Linked DNA regions of Homo sapiens: regions 1 and 3 are each linked to region 2. Evidence: read pairs that join two places in POLR2A ChIA-PET (ENCODE). Cell type or tissue: PC-9. All regions are shown on one strand. Region 1 overlaps TMCC1 (transmembrane and coiled-coil domain family 1). Region 2 has its middle 19 kb from the start of PLXND1. Region 3 overlaps EFCAB12 (EF-hand calcium binding domain 12).

The links. ChIA-PET counts read pairs that join two places held together with the same protein. Peaks named below come from ENCODE experiments on the same cell type or tissue, not always from the same donor. Only the 100,000 strongest peaks of a DNase experiment are listed, where the experiment ranks them.
Region 1: POLR2A ChIA-PET joins it to region 2 with 16 read pairs; 4 of 35 experiments call an interaction of 5 or more read pairs at or near these places.
Region 3: POLR2A ChIA-PET joins it to region 2 with 27 read pairs; 3 of 35 experiments call an interaction of 5 or more read pairs at or near these places.

The regions. Positions count from the first base shown.
Region 1 is chr3:129,718,212-129,726,211 of GRCh38, forward strand. The region is part of intron 4 of TMCC1 (transmembrane and coiled-coil domain family 1); the gene reads right to left. Among named protein-coding and RNA genes, the nearest start is that of PLXND1, 120 kb to the left of the region's middle. In PC-9, no CTCF peak of the experiment used is centred here; no DNase peak of the experiment used is centred here; H3K27ac peaks cover 2,466 bases.
Region 2 is chr3:129,621,963-129,629,962 of GRCh38, forward strand. No RefSeq gene overlaps it. Among named protein-coding and RNA genes, the nearest start is that of PLXND1, 19 kb to the left of the region's middle. RefSeq lists enhancers at 1,556-2,331, 1,624-1,918, 2,984-3,593, 5,826-5,935 and a silencer at 4,846-5,175. In PC-9, CTCF peaks have their summits at 6,157 and 6,362; DNase peaks (open chromatin) are centred at 4,171, 4,919, 5,569 and 6,029; H3K4me3 peaks cover 2,423 bases; H3K27ac peaks cover 3,594 bases.
Region 3 is chr3:129,410,312-129,418,311 of GRCh38, forward strand. It overlaps EFCAB12 (EF-hand calcium binding domain 12), which reads right to left. Exons shown (of 9, transcript NM_207307.3): 3 at 7,943-8,000; 4 at 4,934-5,090; 5 at 847-1,043. Among named protein-coding and RNA genes, the nearest start is that of EFCAB12, 14 kb to the right of the region's middle. RefSeq lists an enhancer at 472-972. In PC-9, no CTCF peak of the experiment used is centred here; DNase peaks (open chromatin) are centred at 3,560 and 4,020; H3K27ac peaks cover 1,472 bases.

The DNA.
Region 1 (8,000 bases), 96 kb after region 2:
TGCCATTTGCAGTCAAGAGAAATGTAAACAAAGATGCAGTATTAAATCGTAACTGCATAAACTGCATAAAATTAACTGTAGTATATACTGTGCTACTGTACAATTTTCACAGCCACCTCCAGTTGCTAGCAGTGAGTGAAGTATTGCAAGTATCCACTTAAAGTGCATGTGACACTAATCACCTGAGTGACCAGTTCCTCTCTCCAGTAAACTGCATATCTCAGTAAAAAGCGATCTCTTGAGACTTCTCTATTATTTTTCACTGTGTTTAGTACAATACTGTAAACCTCGAATAATACCATGAGATGCGTAAGAAGTGAGACTAGTGACACTGAAGTGCTCCCAAGAAGCAGAGAAAATGTCATGACATTACAAGAAAAAGTTGATTGCTTGATATGTACCATAGGTTAAGGTCTGCTGCTGCGGTTGCCTGCCATTTCATACAGATGATTTGTCTTGTAAACATATGTAAATACAGTACTGTAAATGTATTTTCTCTTCCTTATGATTTTAGTAACATTTTAAAATTAAAATAACATTTTCCTTATGATTTTCTTAACATTTTATTTTCTCTAGCTTACTGTATTGTAAGAATAGAGTATATAATACATATAATATATAAAATATGTGTTAACAGTTTATGTTATTGATAAGGCTCTGGTCAGCAATAGACTGTTAGTTAAGCTTTGGGGGAGTCAGAAGTTATACACGGATCTTTGATTGTGTGTGAGGGTCCAGCACCCCTAATCCCCACTTTGATCAAGAGTTAACTGTATTTGGTCGTCTTCTCCTTTTCCTGGCATACAACTACTAAAATCCTTGGAATCTCCAAAGTGATGTGTCTTTTTGTATGCTAATAAGACGGCTGATGGTTGGCAGCTTCAGGGTGAGGCTGGTCATCAGAAAGACCAAGGCATAATTAGAGAATTGGCATTTCAGCCCCACCCCCCAACCTCTGGGAGGGTAAAGGAAGGAGAGTGAAGGTTAAATGATCACCAATGGCAAGCAATTTAATCAATCACACCCACATAATGAAGTTTCCATAAAAACCCAAAAGGACAGGGTTAGGGAGCTTCTGGATAGCTGAACATGTGGAGTTTCCTGGAGGGTGGGGGCTTAATGGAAGCACTGCATCCCTTCCCATATGCCTTGCCTATGCATCTTTTCATCTGCATCCTTTATAATAGGCCAGTATACACGTTTTCTTGAATTCTGTAAGCCACTCTAGCAAATTAACTGAATCCAAGGAGGGGGCTGTGGAAACCCCAATTTACAGCCAGTTGGTCAGAAGCACAAGCAAAATAACCTGGGGCTTTCAATGGGCATTGGAAATGGGATGCAGTCTTGTGGGACCCAGTCCTCAACTAGTGTAATCTAATACTATCTCCAGGTAGACAGAGTCAGAATTGAATTGAATTAAAGGATACCCAGCTGGTGTCTGCTGCAGAATTGCTTGCTGGTGGGAAGAAATCTCCACAGACCTGGCATCAGAATTGTGTTGTTGAGAGGATAGTGGGAGAAACTGAGTATGTTTTATCCACTCAATTTCCTTTACACTCAAATGGCCTTCAAAGGCACATCTGATTTGGCCTTCTTTATGGTAGATTAATAGCCACATTCATCCAATCTCGTATACCCTTCCCTTTATAATTTGGATTTCCCACTCCTGTCAAGAGGTGGCTTCTGGCCAGGCACGGTGTCTCATGCCTGTAATCTCAACATTTTGGGAGGCCAAAAGGCAGGAGGATCACTTGAGCCCAGGAGTTTGAGACCAAGCCTCAGCAACATGGTGAGACCCTACCTCTACAAAAAAGAAATAAATTAGCAAAGCGTGGTGGCACATTTTTGTGGTCCCAGCTACTCAGGAGGCTGAGCCAGGAGGATGGCTTGAGCCCAGGAGATCCAGGCTGCAGTGACCTGTGTTTGTGCCAGTGCACTCTAGCCTGGGCAACAGAGTAAGACCCTGTCTCAAAAAAAAAAAAAAAAAAAAAGAGATGGAATGTATTTCTCCATCCAGTGAAACTGGGTTTGGTCATGGTCTTGCTTTGGCCAAGTGAAGTGTCAGCAAATGTGACATGAACAGTGAAATGTTAGCAAATGTGACACAAGCAGAGGCTTAAAAAGTATTTGTGCATTGGAGTCTGTCCTTTCTTGTTGCACTGAGATCTCCAGCACACTTTACATCTCAGTTATTGACAACCTCATCCTTATAATAGCTATTCAGGCTAAAATCCTTGTAGGTTGTCTACGTGGATGAGTGTTAAAAAGAAAAAATAAAATAAAACCTTGAGAGGTCCAGCCAACAGCCAGTACCTACTACCAGACACATGAGGAAGGGAGGCCATCTTAGACCATCTAGGTCCACCTGAGCCCCCCAACAACTATAATGACACGAGGCAAGACCAGCCTAAGAACCACCTAGTGGAGCCCAGCCCAAATGGCTGACTCAAAATTGTGAGCAAATAAAACAGTTATATTAAGCTAATATTTTTATTATTTTTTTAAGACAGTCTCACTCTGTCACCCAGGCTGCAGTGCAGTAGCCTGATCATAGCTCACTGCAGTCCCAAACTCCTGGGCTCAAGCGATTCTCTCACCTCAACCTCCTGAGTAGCTGGGACTACAGGCACACACCACCATGCCTGGCTAATTTTTATTTTTTTTAAAGACAAGCTCTCACTATGTTGCTCACGCTGGTCTTGAACTCCTGACCTCAAGTGATCCTCTTGCCTCAGCCTCCTGAGTACCTGGGATTACAGGTGCAAGCCACTGTGCCTGGCTAAGCCACTAAGTTTTAAGGTGGGGTGTTACACAGCAATAGATAACTGATACACTGTATTAAATCTCTCACACTCCCAATTCCTGCCACTCTTCCCTCTCTTAATTATTGCTCTAATCATACCAACTAACCTCTTTTTAATTCCTTGTAAACACTGTGAAAACTCCTGCAGTTATTCTGGCTGTACCCCTGCCTGGAATGCTCATTCCTCAGCTGAACGGCTAACCTGCTCTCCTCTTTCAAGCCTTCCTTCAAATGTCTTGTTTTAAATGAAGCTTATGCTTACTGTTCTATTAAAAATGGCAGTCTACCCTCAATGTCCAGCACTTCCAATTCCTCTTACCCTGCTTTATTGTATTTATTTATTTTGAGAAAGGATCTTGCTCTGTCACCCAGGCTGGAGCGCAGTGGTAATTTAGCTCACTGCAACCTCCACTGCCCTACCCTGCCCCGGGATTCAAGTGATCCTCCCATTTCAGCCTTCCAAGTAGCTGGGACCACAGAGTCAGCTACATTTTTTCTTCTCAAATCCTGCCTTCAAAATGTTCATTCTGTAATTTGGAATGAACTCTTCACAAAGCATGTGCAGGCCGGGTGTAGTGGCTCATGTCTATAATCCCAGCACTTTGGGAGGCCGAGGCAGGCAGATCACGAGGTCAGGAGATTGGGACTATCCTGGCTAACACCGTGAAACCCCAACTCTACTAAAAATACAAAAAAAAAAAAAAAAAAAAAATTAGCTGGGCGTGGTGGCAGGCACCTGTAGTCCCAGCTACTCGTGAGGCTGAGGCAGGAGAATCGCGTGAACCCAGGAGGCAGAGCTTGCAGTGAGCCGAGATGGCGCCACTGCACTCCAGCCTGGGCGACAGAGCGAGACTCCGTCTCAAAAACAAACAAACAAAAAACACAAAGCGTGTGCAATCTCATGCAAGGAGGTCATATATGAAACCCTATCTATAGCAGTTTTATGTATCTAGATTGTTATATTAAAAGTTTTAGATACTAGGGGCAAGTACCTCATTTGTGAACATTTTAATCATTGTTTCAATGAGAATATTTTAGTTTACCAATCAATAAATAGTTCAGGTAAGAGAGAGACAAAGGTAGGGAAGCAAGGAAATAGTTTAATCCAGGGATCCCCAACCCCTGGGCCGCAGACCAGTACAGGTCAGTGGCCTGTTAGGAACCAGGCCACACAGTAGGAGGTGAGCAGCAAGCGAGTATTACCACCTGAGCTCCACCTCCTGTCAGATCAGTGGTGGCATCAGCTTCTCATAGGAGCACAAACCCTATTATGAACTGCGCTTGCGAGGGATCTAGGTTGCATGCTCCTTATGATAATCTAACTAATGCCTGATGACCTGAGGTGAACAGTTTCATCCCCAAACCATCCCACTCCAACCTTGCCCACAGACACCCCGACCCCATCTGTGGAAAAATTGTCTTCCACAAAACCGGTCCCTGGTGCCAAAAAGGTTGGGGACTGCTGGTTTAATCTACACTCACTCACTCAGGTACTAACTATATTGTTTTGATCATACTGTCTCTACTCTTATAAGTTAATGCAATCAGCAAATAAAATCAATTAAAAATATTTAAATTATGTTTTATGCCCTCCCCCACCTGACTATCAATAATGGAAAAAAAGGAGTTAACTTCTCTTTTACTGTTAGTCTCCACCCACTATTCCTTTAGGGCTCTCCTATGAATCCTTTCCTTCTGATCACCCCACTCACCCTGGGCTAGCATTCTTAATAAAATAGATAAGTAAACTGACCTTTTATAACCTCAGAACAAACAGAGATGTGTCAGGGGTTTTGAATCCAAGATATATAGCAAACAACAGAAAAAGAGGGTACAGACCAGAGGCACAAATCTGCTTAAAAAGTTGGCATTTAAATTATCAACCATAAGGCATAAGAGGGTAATTCAATATCAAACTTCACAGTGAAAAATCTGTTTGGATCTTAAATCCAACTGCTCAATAGCAAACAATATGAATGTACATTAACTTCAGAATCAGGCAAAACTATAAAGAATCTCCTTTGCTTTAGTATTTATCTCTTAGAAAATATGTATCATTTATAAGATCAACTAAAAAATGGCAAGGTCAACTAAAAAAAATGGTAAAATCAAACTATAGGCTAAGTTTGTACTCAGGACTATGGATGAAATGTGAAAATGGTGGTTGTGTTGAATAAAGCTGGATCATCCTCCAATCCAGTTTTATCTCAGAGATTTGTTCTGCTGATCTGGAGATACAAGTTTCACACTGAGATATGTGTATATTGCTTTACAATTCAGAAAATTTCCAAGTCCTTGGGAAAAATACTTTGAAAATAAGTAGCTGAGCACTAAGAAATCTTTTTCTTTTTTTTTTTTTTTTTTTGGCCACCTAGATCCATCAAGAATTTTTTTTTTTTAATTTAATAAGTATTCCAGGTGGCTCTAAATCAAATTCCTATTTGTTATGCATGCCTGGCATCTTCGAATTTAACCCATGTTTTTCCCAAGCAGTCCAAGGCAAATGAAACTCTTGTTCATTGAAAGAAACACTGATTTTCCAGTAACTATTTCGCTTGAGAAAGTGAGGATGACACTTACTCTGCAATGAAGCAGCCCATTACACACAAGAGACGGGACACTCCAGGATGATCTGAGCATGTCCATACAGCTACAGAGCACCCTCTACATTCTGTCCAAATAGCTTTGGGTAAAATGAACAACTAGGAAACACATATTATGCTTCTCCATTATTACAACCTTACACAAGTCAGTCCTAAAATAGCAAATGCCCCTGGCTGAGATCTACTGCTGAAAAACGCTAAGTTTCAGCAGCTCAGGCTATTTCCTTTGTCTGTCTATTCAACCAGCCCCCACTTAAAGCTGCAGGACTAACTAACTATAGGATTCAGGATGAGATTTTTTTTTTTTTTTTTTTAAAAGACAGATACACACACATATACAACATACGGTTTCCGAGGAGAGTGAGGGCTCCATGCTTGTGAGAGAGGAGGAGGAGGAATATGCCGAATAACCCTCAGGTTTCTCCCAGATTTGAACATGTTGTACTGTGGCATGAGGTCAGCAGAGACTTACTCCAGCCCTGTGAGGCTGAATTCTACCCTGACAAAGCAGTATCACTGTAATATGAAGCAAGAGGATTCAGGGCATGTTGGCAGCTGTACAGAATGCCTGTTCTAGAAAGTAATGGCAATTCCAAAACAAGAGATCTATGGTGTCACATGAGATAATCTTCAGCCCAGTTAAGCAATAAGCACCCAAAATACTTTGAATCCCAAACACAGGCAGCTCAAAAGTTTAATGGTAGAAAAGAACTTTTCTCCTTGACCCTATTTTGTGTCTGGAGGAAATAATCAGGAAGAAGAAAACTGGAAGAATCATTAGTTAATTTGATCTGTATCATAAACAACATACTGATTCTGATCTGATCTGTTCCTGGGCACTACGACCTAGCTGAAGAACCCCAAACCACCTCTGTGACTTTACTATGGAACAGGGAGAATATTCTGGAAATACATTTTTGGTAATGGATATATGCCAGAACTGAAGGTGTGAATAACCTCATTTTTCATATGTGCCCAAAAGGCAAACCTAATATACATCATCATTTCTTTTTAGTTCAAGAATGTGTGCCTTTAGAAATTCTTCCTCCAAAGAAGAGGGGCACTAAAAAAGGAGCCAGAACATGAATTTTCTACCAAGAGAAAACAGGGCAATGCAGACATTCCTTTACATTTTATGGTGTCCCTTATACTATGAAAGTTCTATTCTAGACCAAAAGTGACCCAATAGTTTTATAACAAGTAAAATTTAGCCAGGAAACACAAGACAATGGAGATAAAAGAAAACTGTACTACAGCACTAATGGGAAGGTAAATCTATAAGAAGTTCTTCAATAGTTCAGTGGGATAAGGAGGGATAAGGAATAAAGAAATAAAAACTTTTCAAGATACACTAGCTTTGTTTTTATACATATAGCTTACTAATATTGGATTTTAAAAGGAGATACATATAACTTATTTACAGATTTCCAAATTTCTGATAAAGTTTTTGAGGATCTACATTTGTACCCAAAAACCTAAAGATAATCATACAATTTCATTTTCTTTTTCTTTTTGAGACAGGGTCTTGCTCTGCCATCCAGGCTGAAGTGCAATGGTGTGATTTCAGCTCACCGCAACCTCCGCCTCCTGGGCTCAGGTGATTCTCCTGCCTCAGCCTCCCAGGTAGCTGGAATTACAAGTATGTGCCACCACACCCACTAATTTTGTATTTTTAGTAGAGATGGGGTTTCACCATGTTGGCCAGGCTGGTCTCAAACTCCTGACAAGTGATCCTCCTGCCTTGGCCTCCTAGAGTGTTGGGATTACAGATGTGAGCCACTGTGCGCGGCCTAATCGTACAATTTCTAATATAATTTTTTCATTCTTTAAGAATTTTACTTCAATAAAAACGAAACATAGCATCTTATTTTTTTAAGTAAATAGAAAAAAGAAATAGAAAAAAGTCATTATAGAAATAGAAAAAAGAAAATAGAAAAAAATCATTACTGGATTGTTTCAAAGCAGGTAATTTTGAAAGACTGGATAGGCAAGTTTCCTGTATTAATAAACTTTTCTTTAGGTCATTTTATAAGAACCTCTGAAAGAGTAATCTACTTTGAACATTGATTTTTTTTTTTGTTATACTTACACTATCAAAGGAAATTTTGATTCCCTAGTTTTAAGATGCACAAGAAACAGTGCCCAGAATGGTGGTTATTACCAATTGAAAAGAAACAACCGTACTAAATTTTTTAGTTCTGAGCTTCTTTCTTAGCAATATCTTAACACAAGGCCAAGAGAAAAGTCTGGGAAAGCAGTAAACAGTCCTTTGGAGTATGGGTTTTAGTCTACTGCCAAAGGTAGGAGATACAACTAATGTTTTGATTTCTACATTTGTACCCAAAAACCTAAAGATAATCATTCTATGAACCAGGATAGGAATAGAAGGGAACATCTGATAAATTATGTAAATCTGTATAGGTACAGACAGGTACCTGTATCTACCTGTATGTACAGGTACAGACTTTGGGCCAAAAGGGAATAGGCATTAATATGGAACAAAAAGAGTCAGTCATACCTTATCTGTAGAGGAGAAGTAGGACTAACAACAGAGTGAAACTTTTGCAGCTCTAAATTACTATCCTCAATGTCGG
Region 2 (8,000 bases):
CAGTAGTTCAGGCAGGGAGAGGAGGAAACAGCATGTGCAAAGACCCAGAGGCAGGAAGGAGCACGGCACATCAGTCTTTCGCTACTGCTGGCCCTGCCTTGCCTGACCCCTCCCCTCCCCATCCGTGCCCTCCCTGACCTCCCCCACCCACACCCATCCTCTCCTGCCGGCTCCTCTGCAGACCGGAAGGCGAGGTGGAATCCAGTCCCACAGCTCTCAATGAAGAGAAACTGCTTGGAAGGAAAAAAAAATAACATTAATTTCATTGTCTCCACTCCCAGATCCTGCCTGAAAAACAAAAACAAAAATCAAACCCCAGCTGGGGAGGTTTTATCTGGCTATCTGGCGAGGCTTTCAAGGAGGGGGATTGAACGGTGGACACAGGCCCGGACCCCCGTGGGCGGTGGAGAAAGCAGGCCTGGTTTCCCTGGGTGGTGGAGTGGGCAATCCCTCCATGCTCCTGCCAAATCCCTGCATGCTCCCACCTCCTAGCTCAGCAGGTGCTGGGCGGTCGCTGCTGCTGCTGGGGTGGGACAGCGGTGCTGACCATGCTGTGTGTGGGCGCTCTTCCCTAATAACTTCAGTTAGTTCCCTGCCAGCCCTGGAGGCAGGGTGTTACCCCTTCACAGGCATCAAAGGGTGTGCCTGGTCAGGAGTCCTCAGTCACACAGCAGAGCTGGGATGTGAACCTGGGGTTTTCTGGCCCCAGAGCCCACTAGCTTGCTGGGCTCATGCCACAGTGCACAGGGCTCTAGGGGCAGTTAATGAAGAGGAAACACAGGCAGGGTCAGGCAGGGCCACTCCTTCCCCCGCCCCACACATGCAGCTACGTCTGCTCACACTTCCAGGGACAGGGAGCTCACTCCTCACCGTCAGCCTCACACATATGTCCCCTTGCTGGAAATGTCCACTCCCACCCCCACCCCGGCCAGGTTCCTAATCACTGACCGGGAGACCAGGAGGCTCTAGAATGGTGGGGCAGGACTGGAGGTGAAGACCATGGAACATATGAGCCCCACAACCTCAGCCTTTCCTAGAAAGAAGCTTCCGGCTCCTGCTCAGCCTGGGTGGGGATGAAGGCATCTGTGTGCTAACCACATGCCCCGGAGCCAGCCATTCCCACGGTGGCCCCCATCAATGCCCCACCCTCCTCCTGTCCTTGCCCAGTGCTGGCTCCCTTGGCCTGGGCTTGGGACCCGACACATCCCCATCTGAGATCAGTATCCACGAAGGAGACTCGGTGTGATGCGAGGGCCTGCCATAACCCAGCACTGCACCCAAAATGGCGCCACCTCATCTGCTGGCTCTGCCGACAGCACTATGGGGACTGTGAAGACAGGAGGGAGAAGGGGAAGGAGAACAGGACGGCCACAGGAGGGAAGGAGTAGTCTGGCCCCTTCCAGCACTAAGGTGCCCTGGGGACAGTCCCTTGGGGTGCCTACTGGACCTCAGATAACCTTACTCCCCAAAGCCCCTCACAGCCCTGTGGGCCATATCACCCGTCCTTGGTGCCAGGCCCAGGCAGGGCTTTCCATTGCCCCACAGTCCTCCAGAGGGTGTAATTAGGCCCATTTTACAGATGGGGCACACTAGAGCCCCAGCACTGTGCTGGTGGCTCCAAAAGCAGCAAGGGGTCCCCAGGCCAGGTCCGGCTGACCCCTACGTAGGGACTGGGTGCCTCCCCCTTCCACTTCCCTCCAGGGTTGACCTCAGCAGCTCCTGGTTGGGCTTTTCCCAGAGCCAAGGCCGGAAGCACGAGTCCCGAGTGTTTGTTCAGGCTGGGCTGGGGCTCCGGGCTGGCGAGGCGGAAACAGCCGCAAGATGTTTGTCCAAGGGGGTCAGGCTCCCCCACCGGGAGGAAGGAGGAAGGAGGAAAGGCCGGAGGAGCAGGAGGCCCGAGTCAGCTCTCCCAGCCAGGTTCTCACCTCCAGCCTTGCCTTCCTCACCCCCAGAGGCTGGGCTGCACACAGTAGGCGCTCAGTGGCTGAGGAAGGAGATGTGGTGCTCTCCTCTCCTTCACTCAGCCGGGGCTCAGGCCCCAATCCCAATCGCCCTGGCCTCCTCTTCCTTCTGTCTTAGTCCAAACTGTGTGCCCCCGACAAATTCAAATGTTGAAACCCCCAATACCTCAGGATGAGACTGTATCTGGAGACAGCCTTTAAAGAGTTCATTAAGTTAAAATGAGATGGTATGAGGAGATTAGGGCCAGGTGCGGTGGCTCACGCCTGTGATCCTAGCACTTTGGGAGGCTGATGCAGGAGGATCGCTTGAGCCCAGGAGTTCGAGACCAGCCTAGGCAACACAGTGAGACCCCCCCCACCCGCCCCGCCATCTCTACAAAAAGTTAGCTGGGCATGGAGGCTGCTGCCCGTAGTCTCAGCTACTTAGAGGACCGAGGTGGGAAGATGGCTTGAGCCCAGGAGGTCAAGGCTGCAGTGAGCTGTGGCTGTACCACTTGCACCCTCCAGAACTGAGAGGAAATAGGTTTCTGTTGTTGAGCGATCCAGTCTGTGGCCTCTTGTTACGGCAGCCTAGCAAGCAAACCTCCCCCTGGCCCCGTGACCTCTCCCGCTGTTCTGGAGGCTGCAAGGCCAAGTCCAAGACCAAGGAGTCTGCAGGGTTGGTGTCTGCTGCAGCCTCTCTCCTTGGCTTGCAGATGGTGCCTTCTGGCTGTGTCCTCACATGATCTTCCCTCACTTCCTGCATATCTGAATCCTCAGCTCCACTTCTTTATTTTTTTTTTTTTGAGACAGGGTCTGACTCTGTCACCCAGGCTGGAGTGCAGTGTTGCGATCTCAGCTCACTGCAGCCTCGACTTCCTAGGCTCAAGCCATCCTCCAACCTCAGCCTCCTGAGTAGCTGGGACCCCTGGCAGAGGCACCATCGAGGCTTCCCTTTGGCTCTCCGCTCCAGCAGCACTGGCCTCCTCACTGAGCTTGGTCCAGGACGGTGCTTTTGCTGTGCCTTCTGCCTGTCATGCCCTTTCCAGATCTCCCCAGGGCTGCCGCCTTCTTATCCCTCAGGTTTCTGCTCAAATATCCCCCTCCAAAGAGGCCCTCCCTGACCAAAGTGCCAATCAGGGCTAGTATCCATCTCTCTCACTGGATGGACCTTCACCAGGGCAGGGGATATGTCTCCAGGGCCACAGCAGGGCCCGGCACACAGTAGGTGCACAGTAAAGGTTTGCTGAAGGCAGTCAGGCTCACCTTGGTACTGCCACCCCATCTCCCAAAACACAGGGTCACAGGGTCTCAGAGGCAGAGCAGGGCCTCCAGGGGGGCCCGTGGATGTGGGTGGTCCAACCATGAGGACTGCCTACCTGCTGGGGGCACAGGCTGCAGCCACCCATCCCCTCGGCTTCCCACGCAGCACCTGTGTTCACCGCCCCCTTCCCCATCTGTCTTCCAGTGATTCCTCCAGAGGCTGCTTGTTTGGGAAGAAGGCTAGATGGCTAAGCAGGTAGGACCAGGTGGAAACACAGCCCATCACTTTGGACTTGGGGACTCTGCCAGTGCCTCCCTGCTCCAGTGTCTGAGGAGGACTTGAGCATAGGAAGGTGCGTGCCTGCTCAGTCCTGGGACTCGTGGGGTGGAGCATTCACCTGGGGACTCGTGGGGTAGAGCTGGGGCTGGGACCACTGCCTGCACCTCCATCTGGGAGCAGGATGAGGGAAGGGCAGGAAACCACTGGGAGGCGCTGGGTGGGAGTTCGCTCTTTGCTCAGTCAACCCTGTCTTGAGACAGCCCTACTCCCACTTGAAAGGCTGAGACAGAAAAGACTGACACCACCAAGTGTGGGTGAGGATGTGGAGCCACAGGGGCAGGGGTGAAATGTGAAATGGTGCAGCCACTCTGTAAAACCTTTTGCTAGTTTCTTCAAAAAAAGTCAAATGTGGCTGGACGCGGTGGCTCACGCCTGTAATCCCAGCACTTTGGGAGGCCGAGGCGGGCGGATCACGAGGTCAGGAGATAGAGACCAGCCTGGCTAACACGGTGAAACCCTGTGTCTACTAAAAATACAAAAAAAATTAGCCGGGCGCGGTGGCAGGCGCCTGTAATCCCAGCTACTCAGGAGGCTGAGGCAGGAGAATGGCATGAACCCGGGAGGCGGAGCTTGCAGTGAGCCGAGATTGCGCCACTGCACTCCTGGGACAGACAGAGTGAGACTGTCTCAAAAAAAAAAAAAAAAAAAAAAGTCAAATGTAGACACGTGCATCCTGGCAATCCCACGTCTAGATATTGGAATAAAATTAAAACACAGGTCCATAAAAACCTGTACAGATGCTTGTCACAGCTCCATTGATAATTTCTGCAATCTGGAAACAAGCCAAGTGTCCCTGGGCTGGTGAAGAGGTAAACACATGGAGGCCTCCATACAATGGAACGAAAAGGAACAGCCTCTTGATACTCCGACACAAGGATGCATCTCCAAGCCAGGCTGGAAAGGCTCCACGCTGCAGGATCCCATGTACATGCTGTTTGGAAAAGGCCAGGCCACAGGACGGGACACAGATGGGTAGTTGCCAGGGCTAGGGCTGGGGCTGGGGGGAGGGACTGACTGGGAAGGGCCACCAGGGAATTTTCTGGTTGCTGGGAATGTTCCATGTCTTGTTCAGAGCATTTACAGGGTATAAACGTGCAAAGTTTACCAGACTTCACATTTGAGATCTGAGGCCACTTCTCCTGATGTAAATTATAACTCAATGAATAAAAGTTTTTAAAAACAACCCAGTTCCATACTCGCCAGCCTGTGCCAGGTTCTTAGCCTGGGGACAGAGCTGGGGCGGGGCGGGTCCCTGCTTTCTGACCGGCAGGGGTGGGAGGGGCCCAGGCTGGGGTGCTGCGAAGGCAACCCAGGGAGGGCGCCCGAGCCCCGCCCAGGCCAGGCCCCAGGCTCTCCCGTGCTCCCGCCCCGCAGAGAGAGGCCGGAAGCGGCCCCGGAGGGCCCATTGTCCGCGCTTCCGTTCCGGCTCCGCCTCGTCCTCCCGCGGCCAGAGGTGCGACCTCTGAGCCCCTGGCCAGCTCCCAGCCGGCCTAGGGGGGCGGGGGCACGGGGCGGAGGTCCCGCAGCCCGTGCTCGTCCCGCCTCGCTTGGAGGGAGCAAGGGCTCCGAGCCCTGGGCCCAGGTCCTGTGCCTCCGCTTCCCCGGCTGCGGGTACACCCCCAGCTTCCCGAGCCCCCCGGGCCCTCGCTGCTCCACCCAGAAGTTGCGGTGACTGCGGCCCCAGCACCCCGTTCCCTGGCCGGGCATCACTTGCGCAGCATGCTGCCCCCAGAGGACAGGGCTACAGTTAGTCGCCCACACCTCATTCACCCCCTTGGGCCCTTGAGCGTCTTAGAAGCCGCAGATGCCAAGGAGGGGACGCTGCCTCGCGGATGGTCACTTGGGAGCAAAGCTGGGGACTAAAGGAACCAGGGACAGAGATTCCTGCTCTCGCCAAATTGGCCGCTCTGGGCCAGGCACTGAGGACACACCGCGAAGCCGGATAGCCAGGTCCTGTCCTCAGGGCCCTGTCCGGAAGAGGACTGGGCAGCCTCGAGTCCGCGGCAATGAATGAATGTTCAATTGCACAGATGGGGAGGCGAAGGAGGGAGGGAGGGAGGGAGGGCAGTCGCTTGGGCGGTCATTGGAGGCTCTGGGAGGCTATGCGCCGGCAAGAAGCAGCGGGGTGGAGGCAGCCCTGCGGGAGTCGGCGAGGGCCGCGTGGATGTGCTCGGTGGTTTTGAGGCCAGTGGCTGGAGGGGCGTGAGAGTGGGAGACCAGACTTGAGGGGAGTGGCTGGAGTTGAGACTCAAATCCAAGAAGGAAACGGTGGGGCTTGGACCACTTGCCTACTGAGAAAAATGGAAGTCGGGAAGGCTTTAGATCTAGTCGCGCTTGGTCACTTCCGTCTCCGGGCCTCAGCTTCCCAGGTTGTAGAAAGCATCAGGGTTGGAGGCTCTGAAATTCTGGCTCCTCTCAAGCCAAGATTAGTATGACTTCATTTTGGTTGTGCAAGAAATGGGCCTGCAGCGGTTCGCAGAGGCAGAGGGACCTAAGCTTGAAGGGCAATCAAACCGGCGTAGGCAGGAACGTCGGGAGCCCAGACCCCAGGCAGGGAGTTTAAGGTCTTGGACACAGAGGGTGCGCTCCTCGAAGCAGCCACAAAGCGGTGACAGAGACCAGGCTTACGTTTTGTTTTGAAATAATTTCAAAGTAACAGAAAAGCCGTGAGAATAGTTCCGAGAACTGCCTCCCTTATTAATGCAGATTCACCAAGCTTTAACATTCTGCTCCCCAGCCCTTGCATATTCAAGCCCCCATTGCAAGCATCGGAGAGTAAGTTGCAGGCGCGATGGCCCTTGAACCCTAAGTCCTCCAATGTGTATTGCCCAAGAACAAGGACATTCTATTGCACAACCCCAGTGGTTTTCAAGATCGAGTGATTTAACCATAATACAATAATTTAATCTGCACAACCTTACTCAAATATCACCAAATGTCGCAACGAGGTCTTTTATAGCACATCCCCTTCCCATCCCCATCCAGGAGCCACGCCAGGATCACATTTGTAAATTTAATTATTATTATTTAAGACGAGTCTCGCTCTGTCGCCCAGGCTGGAGTGCAGTGGCGCGATCTCGGCTCACTGCAAGCTCCGCCTCCCGGGTTCACGCCATTCTCCTGCCTCAGCCTCCCGAGTAGCTGGGACTACAGGCGCCTGCCACCGCGCCCGGCTAATTTTTTGTATTTTTAGTAGAGACAGGGTTTCACCGTGTTAGCCAGTCTGGTCTCGATCTCCTGACCTCGTGATCCGCCCGCCTCGGCCTCCCAAAGTGCTGGGATTACAGGCGTGAGCCACTGCGACCGGCCAGGATCACATTTAGTTGTTCACCTTTTTCATTTTGTTATTTTATTTCGTTTGTTTGTTTTGAGACAGGGGCTTGCTGTGTCATCCAGGCTGGAGTGCAGTGGCACCAGCATGGCTCACTGCAGCCTTGAATTTTTGGGCTCAAGGGATCCTCTCCCCTCAGTCTGCAGAGTAGCTGGGACTATGCATGCCAACACACCAGGCTTGTTCACCTTTATTTTAATTGCAACTTATTCACCAAGCTTACTTTGGCTGAAGTAATTTGAAAAAGATGGGTGCAAAGGGTTCTAGCCTCATCCTTCATAACTGCATGACCCCGGGCAGGGCCCGAGTCCTCTCCAGTGAGAAGTGCCAGGATCTGGGCAGGGCACATGGAGGAGCTGGAGCGGGCAGAGGATGCACTTGCATTCTGAGATGGAGCCATTCTTCCGTCCTCCCTGGCCTGGCCCATTTCCCCAGGCTCTTGGCGAAGGGGTACCTCCTGATTCACCCACCACAGTCTTCGAATGGGGCATCCAAGACTCCCCAAAAGGCACCAACTCCTTGAGAAGGCAGCTTTGGGGAACATACTCCCCATCCTGAGACAGACAAAAGGCCAGTTAGAAGAATTGCTTTAGGTCTGGAAAGGAAGAGGAGCTTGAAGGACTCCGGAGACTGGAGATAAACCCTTCTGAGAGTCAGGAGGTTTTCATTTTATATTTGCAATAAAATTGGGGGATAATCCAACCAACTTGTCAACTAATAGAGGTTAAAAATAATTTCTTTAACTTTTACTATGGAAAATGTAAACACAGGCAAAAGTAGAGAGACCTCTACAATGAACCTTTACTTACCCATTACCCAGTGGTAACAAAAATAATTCTTAATGATGGATTACTATGGATTTTGGGCAGAAAATTCAAAGGAATAATTGTGTTGCATTGCTCCAGTACTCCCTCCTTTCCCTTTGCTTATTTATGTGACAAGACTTCTCAGTGCTTACCTCTATAAAAATGAGAAATTGGAAGAGACGATGCCGACCATTGACTCATCACAGAAATAAAGAATGTTTATCCACTGGTGCACTAAATGAGGTTTGGGTAGTAGCGCAACAATCAATGTATAAGAAATACATTGCTAACAACATTTTACTTTGTTTAATAAGTATCTA
Region 3 (8,000 bases), 210 kb before region 2:
TATATAATTTTTTTTTTTTTTTTGAGACAAGATCTTGCTCTTTCCCCTCGGCTGGAGTCCAGTGGTGCGATCTTAGCTCACTTCAGTCTCAACCTCCTGGGCTCAGGCAGTCCTCTCACCTCAGCCTCCTGAGTAGCTGGGACCACAGGCACATGCCATCACCCCAGGCTAACTTTCTAAATTTTTTGTAGAGACAGGATCTCCCTATGTTGCCTAGGATGGCCTCGAACTCCTGGGCTTAAGCAGTCCTCCTACCTTGGCCTCTCAAAGCGCTGGGCTAACAGGTGCGAGACACCACTCCCAGACTATATTATATATGAATATTTATATGTAGTATTGTATTGATGTTGTCTGCCTCCCTTACCAGACTGTCAGCTTCCTAGGGGCAGGGACTGTTATGCTTACTATAACACCCGGAAGAGTGCCTGGCACATGGTAGGCTCTCAATAAATGTTTACTGGACAAGCTAATTCATGCAATCAATCCTTCCTTCACTTGCCATGTATTTCTGGAGAGTCTACCCAGTGTCAGGCCCTGTGCCAGGTGCCTGGATTCCAGCTGTGATGAAAATGCAGGCCTGGTCTAAGGATGAAAAGTCATAATTAAAGAATAGGGAGAGGGGGACGTGATAGTTTCAGAAACAGGATCTTACTACATTTTACAAAAACCTCAGGAGGCAGGTATTGTTCTTATTTTACAGATGAGGGACGTGAAGAAGGGGTGGTTGTAGAGGCGAAGACCCCCCTCCCCAGGGTTCTGCAGCCAGCGGGTGGTGCTGCTGCGGTGATCTGAACCCCAGCTGCTCCAGTCCCCAAGCCGCATGCTCTCCTTGGGCTGGCGAGGTACCTTGTGCTGTCGCTGCCGCTCGCGGTACCGCTTGCCCACTTCCTCCATCTCCTCCAGGGTCATGGGCCGCGTCTCCATCTGCGTGTCGACTGCAGGCACCGTCAGTAGGTCCACTTTGGGAAGCTGTGGGGCTGAATCCACCTCCTGCTTCTTGAGCGGACCCTTCAGGGAATCTCTGTGCTTGGCCAAGATATAATCTGGAGTCAGAGGGAAGAGATGAAGGAAGGAGGGACTAAGAGGGTGCCCAGCCACGGAACCTGCCAAGCAGTTATCCAGTGTCACCCAGCAGGCACCAGGCCACCCCTCCGCTCCCTTCCCACACGTCTGGGCAGTGCCCACCTAAGCCACCTAAGCTGTACCTTAGATGTGGCCCTCCTCTCCATCTCCACTAATGGCGTCCCTTACTGCACCAACCCCAGCCCTCTGGTTGCCATTCTCGTCCTGTCACCCTGTCTCACCAAGCAGCAAATAGGATCTTTAAAAAATATAGAGTATAGCCAGGCGCGGTGGCTCACGCCAGTAATCCCAGCACTTTGGGAGGCCGAGGAGGGCGGATCATGAAGTCAGGAGATCGAGACCATCCTGGCTAACACTGTGAAACCCCGTCTCTACTAAAAATACAAAAAATTAGCCGGGCATGGTGGCACGTGCCTGTAGTCCCAGCTATTCGGGAGGCTGAGGCAGAATTGCTTTAACCTGGGACCTGGAGGTTGCAGTGAGCCGAGATCGTGCCACTGCACTCCAGCCTGGGTGACACGGTGAGACTCCCTCTCAAAAACAAACAAACAAAAAATATAGAGCAGGGTACTTTGGGAGGCTGAGGCGAGTGGATCAGCTGAGGTCAGTAGTTCAAGACCAGCCTGACCAATATGGTGAAACCCCATCTCTACTAAAAATACAAAAATTAGCCGGGTGCAGTGGTGTGCACCTGTAGTAGTTACTTGGGAGGCTGAGACAGGAGAATTGCTTGAACCCGGGAGGTGGAGGTTGCAGTGAGAAGAGATCACACCACTGCACTCAAACCTGGATGGCAGAGCAAGACTCCATCCCCCCCCAAAAATATATATACACATATATAAAGCAGGGTGCAGTGGCACGCCTGTGGTTCTAGCTACTCAGGAAGCTGAAGTGGGAGGATTGCTTATGCCCAGGAATTTGAGGCTGCAGTAAGCTATGATCACACCTGTGAATAGCCACTTCACTCCAGCCTAGGCAACATAAGGAGACCCCATTGCATGAGTCTCCTTATGTTGGATATGTGTAGATGGATGGATAGATAGATAGATAGATAGATAGATAGATAGATAGATAGATAGATAGACAGACTGACCGACCGACCAGATCGCCTCATTCCCTTGGCTTCCCACAGCATTTAGACCAAAACCCAGAGTCCTCTCCCTGGGCTACAAGGCCCTGCTGTACCATCTGGCCTCAGCTGCCTTCCCACCTGGTCCATGGCATACCATTCACCCTTCACCCATTCCACCCAGCCACCCTGACCACCTTCTGTCTCTTGCAAGCTATCCTACCCCAGGGCCTTTGCCTTCACAGTTCTATCTGCCTAGATTGTGCTTCCCCCAAGACTAGTTCCTGTCAATCACTCAGATGTCAGCTCCAATGTCTGCTTCTCAGAGAGGCCGTCCCTGACCACCAGCCCTTTAGGTGCAAGCTCATCGAAAGCTGGGGCTTTGGCTGGCCCACTGCTGTGTTCCCAGTTTCTAGAAGTGGCACATAGTAGTTGCTCAACAAAGATTCCAATGAATGAAAGAATCCCATTGTCCCTGCCCTGGTTCAGACCTTCATCGTCTCAAGCTGAAATAATATCCTGACCTTACCACCTTCTATTGAGGCTGTGAACAAGTGGCTCAGCCTCTCTGAGCTCCAGCTTCCTCCTCGTAAAGCAGGAATAGCAATCCTGACCTCTGCGGACATAAAGGATAAACTGAGATCATTCTGCAAGAATGAAGAAGAGCTACTGCAAGAAGAACTACTGGAAGAAGGCACCCCTGCCAAGACGCTCAAACTCTTGCCTCTTTAGACAAAGTGAGAGACACCCGGACAGAGCAGGAGCACCGTCATCTGGGACAAACACCGCCACTTTAAGTTCCAGCTCCCTTTCTAGCCTCATGCATTTCAAGGAAATCACTTCTCTTCTAACTATAAGCAGCCAGAAAGAGCAGACAGTAAAACACAGACAAGACAGCTCAGGCACAGAGGGAGGTCGGGGGAAAGTCTCTTGGGTGACTGCCAAACTTCACCCTCATACAATGGGCCCCAGTAAAACTGTGGGCCTTAATAAGCACATTCCTTTCCCTTCAGGTGCACTAAGATAGGGAAGCTAAAAGCAGACTTGGGGGATATGCCTGCAGCTGCAGAAAGATGTATGGAAACAGACACGCAACTCTGCCTCCCAGATAAACACAACAAAGAGACAGAGAAGCAGTCCAAGCCTCTGATAAACTCTTCCACTGTGAATCCTTAAAAACTCTTAGTCTGTAAGAGAATGTGGCTCTGACCTAACTCAGCCAGCAGCCCCTCTCAGGTTTGTTTTCTCTAAAATAAACCTGTCTTTGACTATTGAGCCACCTTTCCTGTTTCTTTCCTCTTTCTTTAATTCTTACACACCCCAGTCTACCTATCTTACCCACTATTGCTCACCAGGGAAAAAGAACTCAGTGATGACGCCAAAGTAGCACCATGAGAGCAAAGGTCTGCTGCTTGGCTTTGTGTTTACTTACTGGGAAATAACAGGACCCAAAATATCTCTGCTGCGAATATGCATCACAGCACACTGTGGTCATTGAAATGACTCACAGCCAGCTACACAGATAATGATAAGCTTGGTAATTTATAACAAAAAGGCACAAAGAGTATCAGAGGGAAAGCAGCCCAACTTGAGGTGACCTTAAAAATGTGCTGGACATAAAGGAGATTACTACTGTTGGGGTGGTGACACATGCAGGAGCGACTGTTGGGGTGCTGAGCTTCCCTGAGCTCTGAGAGAGGCAGAGACCCTGCTTGGGAGGTGATAGTTTCTCTGCAGGGCAGCTGGTTGAGACTGGACATTGAAAATCTCCTGGAGGACTGAGGAATGGATGCTCTGAGCTGCCTGCTGTCCCCAAATGAGCCACTCCAGTGAGGATGCTGAGTAACTCCTCTTGGTGTGACTGTAAACTCCAACGGCCTCACCCCAGATCTTTACCATTGTTAGGAAACCCCTCCACTGCCTCCTCCAGGGCTCCTGTGTGACTCAGGGAGGACAAGGAAGCCCCAAACATGCATGAGATTAAGTTCCTGCCAACCTGGTAGATGGGAACAGAGCAAGATTTGTTTCATTTAGAAAAACAAAGCTGTGGCTATGTTTGGGAAGGGTGCTAGAATGGGTGGGTGGTTGTAATGGTTCTTTTTTGTTTGTTTGTTTACTACAAGAATGGTACTAAGATATAAAGAAATATTATACAATGCACCTTTGTGTTGTAGAGTAAATTCACAGCCAGAGCTTTAGCAAGTCCATTTCTAATTTGCCTCTGTGCCTTGTCTGGACAGATGTGGCCCCACAAATGTATTGCTTGGCAGATGGAACTTGAGCCATGTACAACCTTTACAACTGTTGACAGCAACCCTGCCATAATACCCCTGATAGCAGAATACCAAAATACACTTTCCAGTAAACTGTAAACATGTGCTAATTCTGGTTCTGAACAAGAATTTTATCAATAAGCTATGGATTAATAGTGAGGAGGCCTTGGACCCACACACACATAAATGTCTCTGGAAAGGCTTGCCATTTGGGTCAGTTCTCAGCCTCTCAGGTGGGCTCTGGTGGGCTGAGTATCCTCCTCTAAGAACAAGGGCTGGGACTCATTTGTCTTTGAATGGACACAGTGGTAGCTGGGCACTCAAGGGAATATCTACTCCTTAGTTAATCTCTGGGCCTGAAAATTTCCAGAGGCTTGGCCAAACCACAGTCGGCCAAAACTGGGGAACACACTGAGGAAGTGAGTTTGGAGGAGAGGCCAAGGCTGCCTGCACCATGCTTGCTCCCAGGACGGGGAGGTGGAGGCACAGGATGGGGAGGGGTACGCACGCTCCCTTGCAGTGGCCAGGCTGCTCCTTTGCTGAGCCATAGACCACTGCTTGTAGGTATTGGCCAGGATATCCATGGTGATGGTGTTGTGCTTCCCAAGAGAGCTGAGGTAGATCACTATATCCTCCACCTCTTGGTTCTTCAGAGGGACTCCGACCTGAGGAGAGAGAAGACCTTCAGACTAGCAGGCTCCCATCCAAACATCCTGCTCTGATGGCCAAGGCCTTACCAGCCTCCTCAGACCCCCATCCTGCTTCCAGTTTCATCCTCAACCACTCCCTACTATACCCAAGGTCCCTGCTGCAGCTCAGAGCCCTTTCCCGGTCCTTGAATGAACTCTGCACTTTGTTACCTTTGCCTTTGCTCAGGCAGTTCCCCTTCTCTGCCTGAAAAACTCCTATCCCTCCTTCAAAGTCCAGTCCAGATGTCACCATCTTTATAGAGTGGGTTTCTTCTTCCTCTAGGGTCCCACCCCACTTCCTACCAGTCTCAATGGCAGCATCTACCATGCTGGATACGAAGCATGATTTCACATGTGGATCATCCCTATACACAAGTAACACATAAATCTCCCTTAATTCCTGGAAAATGGGATCAAGAATACTATACTCCTCATTCTTTTAAGGACGATGAGCAACTCTGGAGGTGTATAATGCTTGCCAGCAACATTGGATATTCAAGAAGAAAAGTTTTAAAGGAAATATGATTTTGTTCTTCAGTTTCTTTAGACAATAGTCATTGTTCACTGAACTTTACTCAAACTCCTGGCCTCAAGTGATCCGCCTGGTTCGGCCTCCCAAAGTGCTGGGTAAACAGACATGAGCCACTGTGCCTAGCCTTGATCAGAACTAACTTGATCAGAGCTAAGTAAGATCAGAACTCTCCTGGTGCTGGCTGGACGTTGTGCCTCACGTTTGTAAACCCAGCACTTTAGGAGGCCCAGGTGGGTGGAATGCCTGAGGCCAGGAGTTCGAGACCAGACTGGCCAGCATGGTGAAGCCCCATCTCTACTAAAAACACAAAATTAGCCAGGCATGGGGACACATGCCTGTAATCCCAGCACCCAGGAGGCTGAGGCAGGAGAATCCCTTGAACCAGGGAGAGGGAGGTTGCAGTGACCCAAGACTGTGCCATTGCACTGCAGCCTGGGTGACAAGAACGAAGCTCCGTCTCAAAACAAACAAACAAACAAACAAACAAACAAAAAAATGAACTCTCCTGGTGCTAAAGAATGTAATATTTAAACTTTTGGTTATGGAGATTAAAGACTATTATCTTTAAATGCTTTGAAATGTTGTTGAGATAATTACATGTCATAAAACATGTGTGAGAAAACTGATAATAATTTAAAACCACGAAAGACATCACAGTCAACTCCCTAAAGTTGTTTAAGGTATTTGTTGTCGTTGTTTGGGTTTCTTTTAAGTTGAGATCTTGCTCTGTCACCCAGGCTGGAGTGTAGTGGTGTGATCATAGCTCACTGCAGCCTCTAACTCCCGGGCTCAAGTGATCCTCCCATCTGACCCTCCCATGTAGCTGGGACGACAGGTGTGTACCACCACACTGGGATAAGTTTTTTAATTTTTTGTAGAGATGGGGGTCTCACTGTGTTACCCAGGCTGATCTCAAGCTCTTGGCCTCAAGCAGTCTTCTCACTTTGGCCTTCCAAAGTGTTGGGGGATTACAGGCATGAGCCAGCATGCTAGGGTAAAGTATCTTGCATTCAAAATGTATAAAAACGTAATTCATCTAGACTAGGGTTAGCAAGTTAGCAAGCTTTTTCTATAAAAAGTCAGATAAGGCCAGGCGCAGTGGCTCATGCCTGTAATCCCAGCACTTTGGGAGGCTGAGGCAGGTGGATCACAAGGTCAAGAGATCAAGACCATCCTGGCCAACATGGTGAAACCCCTTCTCTACTAAAAATACAAAAATTAGCCGGGCGTGGTGGTGCACGCCTATAGTCCCAACTACTCGGGAGTCTGAGGCAGGAAAATTGCTTGAACCTGGGAGGCGGAGGTTGCAGTGAGCCAAGATCGCACCACCGCACTCCAGCCTGGTGACAGAGTGAGACTCTGCCTCAAAAAAAAAAAAAAAACCAAAAAAAAAAAACCCAAAACCAAAAAAAAAAAAAACTAAAAACAAAAAACCTCAGATAGTAAATATTTTAGGTTTGGCTAGCCATATGGTCTGTGTCATACTGCTCAACTCTGCCATTGTAGCATGAAAGCAGCCATAGACAATTCAAGGATGAATGAGTGTGGCTGTGTTCCAATAAAACTCTATTTAAAAAACAGGAAGCAGGCTGGACTTGTCTCTTGAGCCACAGTTTGCAGACCTCTGCTAGGCCGATACAACTTTCCATGATGATGGAAATGTTCCACATCTGTGCAGTCCAGTAGAGGAGCTACTTGCCACATGTGACTACTGAGCACTCAAAATATGTGGCTGGTGTGATTGAAAGACTGGATTTTTAAATTTATAATTGATTTAAATTAATAAATAGCCAGTGAAAGTAAAAGTGTGGTCCATAGACCAGTACTACAGGCATCACCAGGAGCTCGTTAGAAATACAGCATCTTTTGATGACCCACAGATGTGCTGGGTCAGAAGCTGCATTTCGACAGGACACCCATGTAACTTATATGCCAGTGACAGTTGGAGACACTCTACCAGCTTTCTCTGATCTTAGTTTTGGGGTCTGCTGTGCAAGACAGGGATTCTCCAAGGTAGCTGGCTGGTTATGAGGTGGACTCCACAGACTTTCCACTCAGGTGGGGGTTTTCAAGGTCAGACTGGTGCGGGGCAGATATTGAGGATCTGATTTGGCCACAAGTTAATCCATATTTTCTAGCCTTAATAAGTAATAAGGCTGACAGTTTGCACTCCTTGTGTCTACTTCTCAGTTGAACCAGAACCCAGCATGGCGGGGGAGGGGCGGGGGTGGCAAAGAGGGAGTACATGTACATCCTGCCCACTTAGGCCCATCCAGAGAAAGCAGGTGGCACTTACTGCCTTTACAGCCGCGATGAACTCCTCCCTGGTGATTCTCTGGTTCTCACCCTGGCCC